Linked DNA regions of Mus musculus: all the other regions are linked to region 1. The links are chromatin contacts, found by Hi-C or POLR2A ChIA-PET in ENCODE. All regions are on one chromosome and are shown on one strand. Each heading gives the region's core, a stretch centred on a gene start or an enhancer-like site at or near the end of the contact. The rest is flanking DNA. Distances are from core to core; before and after follow the strand shown. Region 1 holds the start of Dnpep (aspartyl aminopeptidase). Region 2 holds the start of Stk16 (serine/threonine kinase 16). Region 3 holds the start of Gmppa (GDP-mannose pyrophosphorylase A).

Region 1 (4,074 bases), core at 71-2,570:
ATGGGCCGTTCTATATGGACGAGCCTCTGCTCCAGCCGGCCTGAGGTAGGGCACTGTGGCCAACCGGCCAGGTCAGAACTGGGCACCTCCCAAATCCAGCTGATAAAATCCCTTACTAAACCCAGAATAATCATGTCCCCTCTTCCCCACGAGGACTCTTCACTGGTACACTTAAGAAATGGGAAGACATTCAAGCTTCAGGCTGCCGGAAGTGAGAGCCTCCCCAGTTCCTAGCCCCTCGATACCACCTTGATAATGACGCGTCCAGCCAAGGTCAGGTCCCGGTCGAACCATGTGCTCCAGATCCCACCGCCGTAGGTCTCAACACCGACCTGGTGGTAGCCCACCTGGCTTCGGCGCGATTTGCGTTTCACCTGAGCGTAAGAATGAGAAAAAAGGGAATGTCTGAAAGACAACATCTGGAAGGGAGACTCAGGCAGTAAGTTATACAGAGCAGATAGCACATCAGTTGACAGCTGAAAGTGTATGTGGGGAACATGAGAGCATGGGGCGGGTCTACCTTCTTCCCGGGACCTTGGGATAGGGCCTTGCAAACTCTACCTCCAGGATCTCTTCTTCCCAACCGCCCCCCCCCACACCTCCCTTCAGTCCAAACAAGTCCTAACTTCTTACCCTGAGACAGGGACTGTCCGTGTGGGCCCCAATGAGGCTGAAGCCATTGCCAGGAACATACTGGCCCCCCACAGCAAAAGCAATGATGGAGGAGGAGTTTCTGGTTAAGAAGTACTGGGGGAGAGAGTTGAAAGACAGGGGCGTGAGTTGCTTTATGATCCGGGACACAGGCCTTTGCAATAGTGTCTGCCCCCACGCTATCCCTTAGTACCTTGTTTTCTGGTACGATATCCCAGCCCTCTGTTTCCTTGAGTTCACGGAAGCCAGCCTGGAGGAGGCGGCTGCGGCACTCAGCCACGACTGTAGGAAAAGGGCTCTCTCAGCGATGGAAGTTGGTCAAGTCACTCCCACTCCTAGCCTCCCTAACCCTGGTCACCTACCGTGGAAAGGAGAGGGACTCCGGTTCACGAACTTCAGGAGCTCTCGGGCTGTGGCCTGGATGGCCTCTTTCCGAGCCCTGCCGTTCATAGCCATCTACAGGGAGAAGTGGAGAGTTCAGGTGGCTGCCGGGTCTAGGATCCCTCTTTCAGCCCCCTAGAAATGAGAGCCCCAAGGCTCAACCTCTGCTTCCGAGGACTTCACTGGCGACAGATGTGGATTCCTAGCTCGATCGCTCTCGGCTCAAAGGTTCAGTCCCAGGGCAAGAGGACCTCCACCCAGTTTTGTCCCTGGAGTACAGGATCGGAAAGGCCCGCCCCCTAATCAGATAATCCACGCCCCGCCCAGCTAGGAAATCCCGCCTCCAAGAGGACCTCAAAGCTGGAAAGGCCACTAGCCGGCGCGCCACCGTGTCCGGAATCAAAGCACCACTACACCTGTCCCTTAGCCCCGTCAGTCACTAGACAGCCCTTCCGGCTCCGGGAAGGTCAGGCCACCTCGGAGGGTTTCAGTTTTACTTTGAAACCGGAGTACGCCCGTGTCAGCGCCGCCTTAAGCTTAGCTCCGAAAGGGCGCGCGGCCTGCCACCGAGCCGAAGTGGAGGCGGGACCGGCAACAGCAACACACCTGCATAGCCCCACCGCACTCCGCTCCAGGAGCCGGACTCCGGCCCGCCCCTGACGCTCCGCTCCTCCCTCCCGGATCAGGCCTCGCCTTCGCCGAGCTGTGGGCTCCGCCTCTCGTCAGGCCGCACCGGGACTCCGCCTCTACCAGGCCTCGCCCCGCCCCCGCTGCTCCGCGAGCTCCGCCCCTGTCAGGCCTCGGTCGGGTTCCGCCCCCTCCCGCTACTCGCTCAGCTCCCGTCAGGCCTGGTTCCAAACACGCTGACTGCTCTGTGCCAGTCAGGCCGCGTCCCGCCCTCACTACTCCGAGAGCTCCGCCCCTGTCAGGACGCGTTCCGGTTCCGCTCCCGCCTCACCGACCCGCCTTCCTCCAATCAGGCTGCGTTCTAACCACGTGGACTAGTCAGCTCCAGTCACACCGCGCCCCGCCCCACTGTTCCACTAGCTTTGCCCCGTTAGGAGCCACGTCTCATGACCCGCCCTCATTGCGCCACTAGCTCCGCCCCGTCACGCCTACTCTCCAGACCTTGTCTCCGCTGTCCGGGCTTCCTTGGCAGGCCCCGCCCCTGATGCCTCTCTCGCCCCGCCTCCATCAAGTCGAGTCCTCCAGGCGTTGACCCCCCCCCCTCCGCCCTTTCCTTTGTCAGCGGCCTCGAAGCCGCTGCGAGGCGTTCCGCTCCTGGAGCACCCTCAGGCAGGACGGCCCACCGCGGCGGCGGCAGCGCGCTCTAGCGCCCCGGTGGTGTTAGCACAGCCGCTGACTTCCATGAGTTTATGTTATGATAAACGTTATCGTATGTAATTCTCACAATTTTACTGTCAGCATTTTGTAGACAACGGAATTATGAGAGTAATCTGTCTCTAGTTACAAATGGATGGCACAGCTGGGCTTATGACTCCATAAATTAGTGTGCAGAGCCTAGAACAACTGCAAGAGACTTTCGTAGGCTTTTTTCTATCCTCTTTGGTTAAATGTTATGCTACTTAGTAGGTCTCAGAGGAACACAGAAGTCAGTGACCTTTTCAACACAGCTGTTTGGGTGGCCCTGAGGTTTGATTCTGATACTCATGATTTTTTTTTTCTTTCAGACAGGATTTCAGTTTTGTTCAGGCTTTTCCAGAGCTCACTATGTAGCCCAGGCTGGCCTCAAATCCATGGCAATCCTGCCTCAGTCTTGCAATTGTTGGAGATACAGGCATGAGCCGCCCCTACTGGCTCTTTCTACTCCTTAAAGCAGTTGAGGGGGGCAATTCCAATATTATGTTTCCATGTCAAGAATGTTGAATAGCAATCTTAAAACTCATCCATACATCGATGGATCAGGACTCTTGTGGCTTTGAGGTTCAAAACAGAGTCGACCTACCATGAGTGTAAAAATAGTCTTTCCAGGGATCACAGGTCTCTGGGGTGGGGGTGGGGGGCATCTGTTGCTTTTATACTTGGGATGGAAATGAACAGGGATAGATTCTGGAAAGGTCCTGCCACCCTCACTTCAAAGGGGGCAGTTTCAAGATCCGTTCAGTGGGTGACAGACTACATCTGTGTAGCTTCTTAATCATCCTTTAGATATCATTGTATCCCTACTCATTTGTACAGTTAATTAATTACTCATTAATAATTATGTAAGTCGCATTATGTATGAAGCTGAGTGCTAAGTGGACCATGGGAAGGATGTTCTCATCTGTTCTCTAAGGTCTGGTTACGTGGGGGAGGGGCTACATTCTAAGCTACTGATAGCTAAAACAGGGTATGGTTCTCCATATGAGTGGGTTCTGCATCGTTGAATCCAACTAAGTATTTGGGGTCCTGTGTATTAACTAAGCAGAAAGTACAGACATATTTTAAAAGTAGTATTTATGAGAGCGAGAGATGCTATTAAACTCCAAGTCATGAACATATGAAAGCCCGTCTCATGTCAACCTAGGAAATGTGAGTTTAAAATGATGTTCTGTTTTAATTGATGAGGTAAACAAAACCGGAAACGCTTGGCGATGTCAGGCATTGAAAAAGGCTTGGGGTAACACTTGCCTTTACACTCGATGTTCTGAAATGTAAATATTCCATATGGCTGTTTTCAAGCTATGAACGTGATGCCACTAGAGCTAGACACGGATTTGGGAAGAGTTGTACAGAAAAGCAAGCCACTGTGTGTGCTTCTGCCCGGCAGATGCACTGGACATAAGTAACCTGTACAGCAGAAAGTTTAAAATGTGGTACGATAGTGGAAAAGCTGATGGTTTTAAATTTTAACTGTCTCTGCAATATAATTTGCTTAATTGTACCATAATGCTTTGAGGATTGCTGCGGTTAACAACAGGGTCACCGAATCCTTGGGAATCTCACAGTCAGTTCTCATGAACTGGTGCAGGTCAGTACTCCACCCACACTCACCATCCTTGCTATGAAACATACTGCCAATGAAATACCAGACTGGGGGCT
Region 2 (4,506 bases), core at 743-3,242, 110 kb before region 1:
ACTGAGAAAGGAAGATGTTAACAAGACCCAAAGGTTCCCTAGGAGACTCAGAACTTGCAGAGAAGCAGCTAGAAAGAGGTTCTGAGCCATTCTTTCTCACCCTTGCCTGAGGAGTCCTGGAGCTTAAACCCTTTCAAACCCAAGTCAGTTTTCCTGGGGAACCCCATTCTAAGGAAGAGGAAACCTCGCTTCCACAAAACTCTCGCGAGCACTTCTTACAACTGCACAGCGTTGAGGCCGCTCAACTGCATCTTGAGAAGCCGGTCGGCCCACAGAACCGGCGGTACTCGAAAGTAGTGCAGGCTGCCAGAAACATAGCGGAAGGGGACCCCATCCAGGAGGAATCTGTCATGTTCCCGATCCACAACGAAGGAGCGAGCTTCTGCCTGCAAGGGCGAAAGCCTGGCTCAGCAGAGGTCCGGAGTAAGGATCAGTGTCGGCCAAGTTTTAAAACTGGCCTTGTCGGTAGTTAACCATTTCTCCACTGCGGGATCCGTTTTCCTCTCCCCACACCCAGGCAGACAGTCCGACCCTTTGGGTTTACCTGGGACAGCAGCAGTAGGACCACAAGCCGCAGCAGCAGGGAAGGCAGGTCGGGTGGCATCTTCTGAGCTTACAAAGTTCTTCTATTCGGTGAGGGCTTTCCCACCCGTCACGTGTTGGATTCCTGGGAGGGAATCCGACATCAAGCAAAGGGGCGGAGACCACCTCAACTTTTCAGGCCGTTAACCCGGACTTTGCCTGTAGCCATCCACGGTCCACTAGTTTGTAAAATATTACTTCTCGAAGTGCTGAACCCGAATCAGTTCCATTAGCATCACCTGGGAGCTTGTTAGAAACGCAGAATCTCGGGTCCTACCCCAGACCTCTAGAATTAGAGTCTGTGCTTTAACAAACCTGCTCTTCTAAACTGAACTCTCGGAGGGCTGACAGGGTGTCTTAAATCTTCATGACTAGCAAAGGATCCGGCACATATCAGGTTAAATCTATATGCACGGGAGCAGTAAGGTTAAAACGGATTCAGAAACAGTGGAAAAACCTAGAAAATCTTCAGAGTGATCATGCTGTGGAAAGGGGTTACAAGAAGCCTGTCCTGGTCACTATCTTTTTTGGAGGTACACCCCTTTCCAATATATTCTGCCTGTCTAGGCAAGAGATGTGAAACAAACTGCATAGTTCATAGGCTTAGAAGTCTAATTTTCCACTTCTCCTGCCTTCACAGCCGTAGAAAATACTATTATTTCTGTTTATTGACACACATTGATATACGGCTGTTTCCAAAGTTGTACGAAAGACAACTCATTTAATTTTGAAACAACCCATGAAATAACTCTCATTCTCATCTTACACACGAGGAAAATGAAGGTTAGAAATAACAAGTAGCTGTCCAAAGTCACAACTAGCTCAGTAGAGCTGGGATTGGAACTAGTCAGTTTGGCCTCATAACTCACGACACTTAGCCGTAGGTACTGTCTTACAGCTGGGAAAAGTGAGGATCTGAAAGACTAAATAACTTGCAGGAGGCCACACAGCTAGGAGACTGTTAGGACCAGGTTTAGAAACGGGCACTCTAGTTTAAGGACACAGACACTAGCCAAGGCAGTGGAGTACAGGCTAGACCCCTGAGAGTGTTAAGGGGTCAGACCTCTTGGCATCTAAGGGTCAGCACCCGCCCTTCTCTGGTCCCTCCTCCAAGCTAGATTGTAGAAAGCCACTTTCTAACTCCAGCGCGCGGGAGCTATAAGACCTCCTACCTCTGACATTGGGAGACAGAGGTCCTAGGGGCCTCGGGCAGAGCCCTGCTTTGCTCCCCTTTGGTACTAGTCCCTGCGTCTTGACCCTTACTGAGGGCCAAGTGGGAACCCTCGGCGAGATAGAGAAACCAATACACCCCAGGTCTAGCCGGGCCCCAGCCTCTCACTTCCGGGTCCCCACATCCTCTTGCCGCCTCTTGTTGCTAGGATACAGCGGGCCGTTACTTCGACGCGGACTGATGATGTCATCCGGGCTTCCGGTCCCTGGCCCTTCGCACAGGCCGGAGACCGGTCGGTGTGGAGTTTGTAGTGGCAGACCCTGTGCTCGTTCCCGAGCGACGGAGGGTGGACTCGGCCAGAGGTGGGCTCGAGCCCCGCACCTCCTGCGCCGCCACCCCATGCCTGACGGGTGCGAGAGCTGGACCTGGCCGAAGGTGGGCCGGGGTTGAAAGAAGCGGCCTGGTAAGACGCAGCGTGGCCTGAGGCTTTGGGGTGCCAGAACTCAGCCTTCTTAGCGCTGGAGTCGCCAGGGCCAGTTTTCTTTAGACGTGAATATGGGTTCTTGGAGGTGAGCCTGAGCTCTCCTGGTTGGTACCTCCGTGGCTGTCTAGATTGTTCTTGAACCCGCGACTTGCTGTTTCCATTCCAGCATGACCCGCCGGGACCCCACCGCATCGCCTGGAAGAGCCCACTCTCCCTGGAAGGAAGACCATCCCTGAAGAGGATGACTGAGACGTTATGGGCCACGCACTGTGTGTCTGCTCCCGGGGAACTGTCATCATTGACAATAAGCGTTACCTCTTCGTCCAGAAATTGGGGGAAGGGTGAGTGTTTGGACGTCACTTAGCTAGACCCAGGTCGTTTAGAGACAGTGATAGAGTTGCAAGAGTGTTAGCCTTAGAGTCTACCCCACCTGACCGGTTAGCTGAACGGGTCAAGAAGTGGATTCTAGACTCTGGCCTCCTGGATCTACCTTGTGTGACCTTAAGTCAACTGTGGTTTCTTCTGCTTAAAAGGAGATGATTATAATGTCTCGCTGAGGGACTTGTGGAAACTCAGTGAGATAGTATATTCTTTAAAGCATGTCACCCAGTGCCTGACTCATGAGGACTTGAAATTAATTGAACACATTATGCTCAGACCAAAACCTCAGTGATTTCTGTGCCCCTGCTCTCGGGAAACGCAGATCCTAATGTCTTGAAACTATATGAGAGCTACATCTTGGGAGTGTTTCCACTCTGTGTAAGAGGCACTCCTCCCTAAGGGAATTCCTCTGGGTCCGAGCTATGTGAGAGATGACCATGGTCCTTCACTGTGACCCCTTTGGCCCACAGTGGATTCAGCTATGTGGACCTAGTGGAGGGCTTGCATGATGGACACTTCTACGCCCTGAAGCGGATCCTGTGCCATGAGCAGCAAGACCAGGAAGAAGCCCAACGAGAGGCAGAGATGCATCGCCTCTTCCAGCATCCCAACATCCTTCGCCTCATGGCTTACTCTCTGAAAGAACGAGGTGCTAAGCATGAAGCCTGGCTGCTGCTGCCCTTCTTCAAGGTCAGAGAAGCCTGTACTTACAGAGGGGATTGTAACATTGTGCAACCCCACCAGAGGCTCTGGGCAGGCAAACATAAACATTCTAGGAGCACATGCCCTGGTTTGGCCTTTTGTTTGTTTGTTTGTTTATTTGAGACAGGGTTTCTCTGTATAGCCCTAGCTGTCCTGGAACTCACTCTGTAGACCAGGCTGGCCTCGAACTCAGAAATCCGCCTGCTTCTGCCTCCCAAGTGCTGGGATTAAAGGCATGCGCCACCACTGCCTGGCTAGTTTTGGCCATTCTTAAGTTGGGGCTCAGAGGACTATAGGGTCCCCTGTGAACTTGACATCACACAAAGCCCCCAAAGGATCAGGAAGAGTGGCTATGGTAAAAGGGTGGGCAGACAGATACAAAATAGAGTCCTGGGAAGTAGAGGCTTGAAAAATGTCTCAGCACAGGGAAACTTGTATTGTAGAAAGGTACACTGTGGAATGAGATAGAAAGGCTGAAGGACCAAGGCAGCTTCCTGACTGAAGACCAGATCCTGCCGCTGTTGCTGGGTATCAGCAGAGGCCTTGAGGCTATTCATGCCAAAGGTTATGCACACAGGTCAGTGGGCGGGCCCTATGCATTTGATGAAGCCAGTGGGGAGGGAGCGCAGTGCCAAGAGAATTGGGGTTTCTCTGCACTTTCCATGGTGCTCCCTGGGATACCAGCTTCCCTGCCCAGGGCGCCTTTGGGTCATTTTCACTTCCCTCCAGGGACCTGAAGCCCACCAATATTTTGCTTGGTGATGAGGGGCAGCCAGTTTTAATGGACTTGGGTTCTATGAATCAAGCATGCATTCAAGTGGAGGGCTCTCGCCAGGCACTAGCTCTTCAGGTAAGAGAGTCTCCTGGTTTCTTTGGCCATCTCCTCCCCATCCCCAGATCATTCTGATGCATGCACCAATTTGGTCACATGATATGGCTTGTGCTCCACTTTTGAGCTCTGGGGACACTGTTCCAGGACTGGGCAGCTCAGCGGTGCACCATCTCCTACCGGGCACCTGAACTTTTTTCTGTGCAAAGCCACTGTGTCATCGATGAGCGGACTGATGTCTGGGTGAGGAGCTTGTGGGTGGGAACCTGGGTGGGGAAGGGTGTGGCTTTGTAACTCTTGGAGTACAGGGAAGGAGACCTTTGGTTTCTGTTGCATGGAACCCCAGAACCACAGGAT
Region 3 (4,160 bases), core at 105-2,604, 120 kb after region 1:
GGGATAAGTCCTGTTTAATAACGAAAGAGATAAAATGTAAAGGCTAGTCATCTGTCCAATAACATACTGTGAATTCAAATGCATCGTGTGGAGTTAGGGCCAGATATTCCTCATCTCATGGTGATGCTCGTGTCCTATGGTCAGGTTCCCCTGTCCTTTGTTGAGTCCATGCTAAGATATAAAAGGGACCTCAAAGACGCCATGGCAGCACTGACTGCCCACTCCATGTCTGCCAGACCAAGCACGGGTAGGACATTGAGGACCACGACAGGGAGGTCTAGGATCTGCAGCTAAGGCAGGGCTGAGACTGGGACCTGTGTAGTATTGTTCCCAGAAACTGGACTGCAAAGAATGAGCTTTATAATTAACGCTCATTACACACACAGATAAACTGACCCACAGATCTGCCCTCCGTCTCTCCACACCTTCCCCAGGGTGTAGAGATTGGTCCTAACACCACCAGCGCCTTACCATTCCCCAGGACTACCCCAGGACATGGCCCAAGGCTTCCTCAGGTGGACATGGCTTGAAAGGGACCATCAGACCTTTTTACCCTGGCTGCGATCCCAGGTGCTGGTGGGATCCAAACCCTCTTCTGCCTTGCTTAATAAAACTGCTTTCCTGGCTGGAGAGATGGCTCAGTGGTTAAGAGCACCGACTGCTCTTCTGAAGGTCCTGAGTTCAAATCCCAGCAACCACATAGTGGCTCACAACCATTCGTTAATGAGGTCTAACGCCCTCTTCTGGTGCATCTGAAGACAGCTACAGTGTACTTAGATATAATCTAAAAAACAAAAATAAAACAAAATTGCTTTCCTTCTGATCCTCCTCGTGCTTGTTTGTTTTGTTTTCCATCGCCATTTCCTCTCCCTGCCTGCCCCCCCCCCCATATTTATTCCAAGACCCACAGGCCAAGGTCACAGAATGTTGGAGTCACTAGGAAATCTGGAAAGCTCATTTTACAGGTAGTAGTCATCCGGAATAGGATTTCTCTCAGTGTCAAATTTCTCAGCTGGACAAATTTTGGAACTGTGATTGCTCCTTTTCTTTTGCTCAGTCTAGGCTCAGCCCCTCCAGGCTGTTCCAAAGCTGGCCACCCAGGGGATTGTCCTGTGACTTAGTGCTCCGCTGCCCCTGAGCCCATACTGGAAAAGCTTAGGTCTCAATCTCAAGTTTCCAGGCCTAACTTCTTAGCCCCCATCCTTACTCCTCTCTCTCCTCAGTTAAGCCTTGTCCTACGGTGACTTGACGGAACGCACCAGGTTTCCAGCACGTTTCCCAAGTGTCTTATTGGAGTTGGAGAGAGAACGTTTTCAAAACTACAATTCCCAGCAGCCCCCGCGAAAGAGCTCTCGCGGGTTGTAAGGAGACACGTACGCGGAAGGAGCAAGCAGTGGCAGGCGGCAGAGCTGGCGTAAAGGGAGCTAGTGGTAAAAGGATCTACATGGTGGAGGGGGTGGTGGGCAGGGTAAGGTGTAGCAGACGGACCCTGGACGTAGGGAGGGCTCACAGGGCCTGTCTTTCTCTCCTCATGCCCACGCTTGTGTTGGTTCTATAACCAATGGCTACGAGAAACTGACGTCTATTGGACTGACTCAGTTGTGGGGTCCAGGTCAGCAATCAATCTTTGGAATCCAGAGATTCCGCACCAGTGGTCGGTATGCGCACGGCTGGAGTAGTAGGCTCAGCGTTTGACATGTCAACGGAACCTGTCTTTTGATTCGAGCACATGTAGGTAGTTGTAGAATTCACAGTCAGCACCTAGAGGTGTTAGGGTTGGTGCTCATCAAATGCAGATTGATGTTAGTTCTGTACTTGGGGCGCATTCATAGGATTAAAATTAAATACCCAGAGCTCACTCAAGGTTTGTGGTTCCATATTCACCGCTGGGATTCGGAGTTGAACAGCTAGAAGGAGGAAGCAGTCATTTGCAAGGCACTGGGACTAGAGGTTTCAGGGTTTTGAGATCTGGGGTCAGAGAAGGGGGTCCGTTGAGTACCCGTGTTTACATAATTTGTTCACGGCCAAAGAGAAGTCATTAGAGATAAAAGGGAGGGCTGCAGGGTTTTGAAGCCATCTGAGTTCTGGATTGGGATGAATTTCGTGATTGTGTGCCCAAGGAGGGACTATACTGAACTTTTGTGTTTACATCCTAGGAAAGGACTATGTGTTGTAATTATTCTGTTGTGGTTTGAGGTTTAGGTAATAGCGCTCATCATGCTCAAAGCTGTGATTCTCATTGGAGGCCCCCAGAAGGGTGAGGAGATGGGGGACAGGGGAGCGGGTAGGCTGGAGAGGTCGGTGGGGTTGGGACACAAGGAAATAGGAAGCTAAAACGTTCTCCTGTCCTCTCAGGGACTCGCTTCAGGCCTTTGTCTTTTGAGGTGCCCAAACCTCTGTTTCCTGTGGCAGGCGTTCCCATGATCCAGCACCATATAGAAGCCTGTGCCCAGGTAACCCCACACTTCCTGCCCCTCTCCTTCATGGTGTGTGTCTGTCTTCCATTTCCCAGCTGCCATCTTTTCCCACCAACTACGGCTCCACGGGCTGCCATTCACAGGCGTCTGAGCACTGCTTTGGGCAGCCAGTCCTGGTGACTTCCCTGCCTCTTGCTGCTGCTCAGATTTCACACTTAGTTTTACAGTATGGAATGTGAAGCCAGGCAGGGATCTTAAAGAATAAGCTAGAGCCATAGCAGGGGGAATCAGTGATAAAGCGCAGAGCACCTATGCTGTAGCTCCTTTTCTTTATTGCTCCATTATTGGGATAGACAAGGTTTGAGTCTGAGTCCTGTCTTCCTGCTGGGACCTGGAGCAAGCCAAATTTCAACCTCTTTCAGCTCTAGTTTTCTTATCTGTAAAGGAGATTAAACCTCCCGTGCAGAGTGTTGAAGCTGTAAAATGCCTAATTCAATGCAGACCCCTGATAAATGACCCTGTCATCTTAGGCTGGAACCAAACTTAGAATAATATATAATGGGAGATGGTTTGGTGGGTAAGTGCTTGCTTGCACAAATGTGAGGCTGTGAGTTTGATCCCTGTCATCACCCTTTTAAAGAGCCAGTGTTGGTGATAGGTTTGCCATCTTAGGACTGAGAAGGTAGATCACTGGGGCTTCCTGGCCAGCCAGGCTAGCCTAATCATTAGGTCCCAGACCCCAGTGAGCGCTGACCCTGAGAAGGTGGGCTACTCCTGAGGACAGAGCCATGTAGAGATCCAAGATTGACCTTTGGCTTCCATGTGGTTGTTTACACAGGGGCTTGTGTACCCCCACATATGCATGGGCACACTTACACGAGCTACACATACAACTCAGAGACACTGCGTGTGTCTAGTATGCGTGAGGTCTTGGGTTCAATTCCCAGTGCTGGGTGTGGGAAGAGGTGACAAAGAAGGAAAGGCAGAAAAGATGACTGGATTATACATGACTGTGGCTTGGTGGACAAGGTTCGTTCTAGTCCAGGTACATGGGAGACTATAAAAAAAGGTGGAAAGGTCACAGCTGAGAGTTCTAACTTCCTCACTGTCCAAAAGAAAAGCGGGGTAGAAAGGCTGATTACCCAGGATACACACCAGAGTTCAACCTTTATCCTCTAGACTTCTGGACCAGTACCCAGATCTTCCCAGTTCCCATCAGAGGTTTCTCTGGCAACCTCTTCCTTTGTCCTAGGTCCCAGGGATGCAGGAGATTCTTCTCATTGGCTTCTACCAGCCTGATGAGGCCCTCACCCAGTTCCTGGAAGCTGCCCAGCAGGAGTTTAACCTTCCAGTCAGGTGTTTGAACATGCGAGTGTGTGTGTGTGTGTGTGTGTGTGTGTGTGTGTGTGGGTCTGAGTCTCAAAGCTCTTGGGAATGGGTTGAGTCACCAGGGTTCACCCCATACCCAAAAGGTACTTATTTTGGGCATCAGAATTACTTTTTTTTTAAAAAAAAGATTTATTTACTTTATGAAAGCGAGTACACTGTCACTTTCTTCAGACACACCAAAGAGGGCATCGTATCCCATTACATCTGTGGTTGTGAGCCACCATGTGCTTGCTGGGATTTGAACTCAGGACCTTTGGAAAAGCAGTCAGTGCTCTTAGCCGCTGAGCGGCCTCTCCAGCCCCAGAATTACTTACAGAATTACTTAATATGCGGTTTCCTTGCAGACCCAGGGCA

The links. A loop is a pair of places that touch in the nucleus more often than their neighbours do. ChIA-PET counts read pairs that join two places held with the same protein, here RNA polymerase II (POLR2A).
Region 2: a map of heart shows a loop between it and region 1 (2.6-fold over the local background). The contact joins the promoter of Stk16 here to the promoter of Dnpep in region 1. A Hi-C loop is called at or near these places in 3 of 37 maps with a recorded cell type or tissue (T-helper 1 cell, T-helper 17 cell and heart). POLR2A ChIA-PET finds 5 or more read pairs at or near these places in 4 of 5 experiments (Patski and embryonic stem cell).
Region 3: a loop to region 1 is called in a map of v-Abl transformed pro-B cells, with 1.8 times the contacts of the local background. The contact joins the promoter of Gmppa here to the promoter of Dnpep in region 1. A Hi-C loop is called at or near these places in 1 of 37 maps with a recorded cell type or tissue (v-Abl transformed pro-B cells). POLR2A ChIA-PET finds 5 or more read pairs at or near these places in 3 of 5 experiments (Patski and embryonic stem cell).

What each region holds. Positions count from the first base shown.
Region 1 is chr1:75,315,697-75,319,770 of GRCm38, forward strand. Dnpep (aspartyl aminopeptidase) reads right to left here and starts at 1,321. Exons shown (of 15, transcript NM_016878.4): 1 at 1,195-1,321; 2 at 1,014-1,107; 3 at 845-933; 4 at 634-747; 5 at 249-374; 6 at 1-53. The coding sequence starts at 1,107.
Region 2 is chr1:75,208,837-75,213,342 of GRCm38, forward strand. It overlaps Stk16 (serine/threonine kinase 16), which reads left to right and starts at 1,993. Exons shown (of 8, transcript NM_011494.5): 1 at 1,993-2,216; 2 at 2,404-2,578; 3 at 3,089-3,308; 4 at 3,764-3,897; 5 at 4,050-4,170; 6 at 4,297-4,392. The coding sequence starts at 2,493. It overlaps Glb1l (galactosidase, beta 1-like), which reads right to left and starts at 1,919. Exons shown (of 17, transcript NM_029010.2): 1 at 1,755-1,919; 2 at 545-667; 3 at 220-386; 4 at 1. The coding sequence starts at 604.
Region 3 is chr1:75,434,582-75,438,741 of GRCm38, forward strand. Gmppa (GDP-mannose pyrophosphorylase A) reads left to right here and starts at 1,355. Exons shown (of 13, transcript NM_001357170.1): 1 at 1,355-1,731; 2 at 2,197-2,257; 3 at 2,356-2,453; 4 at 3,670-3,773. The coding sequence starts at 2,218.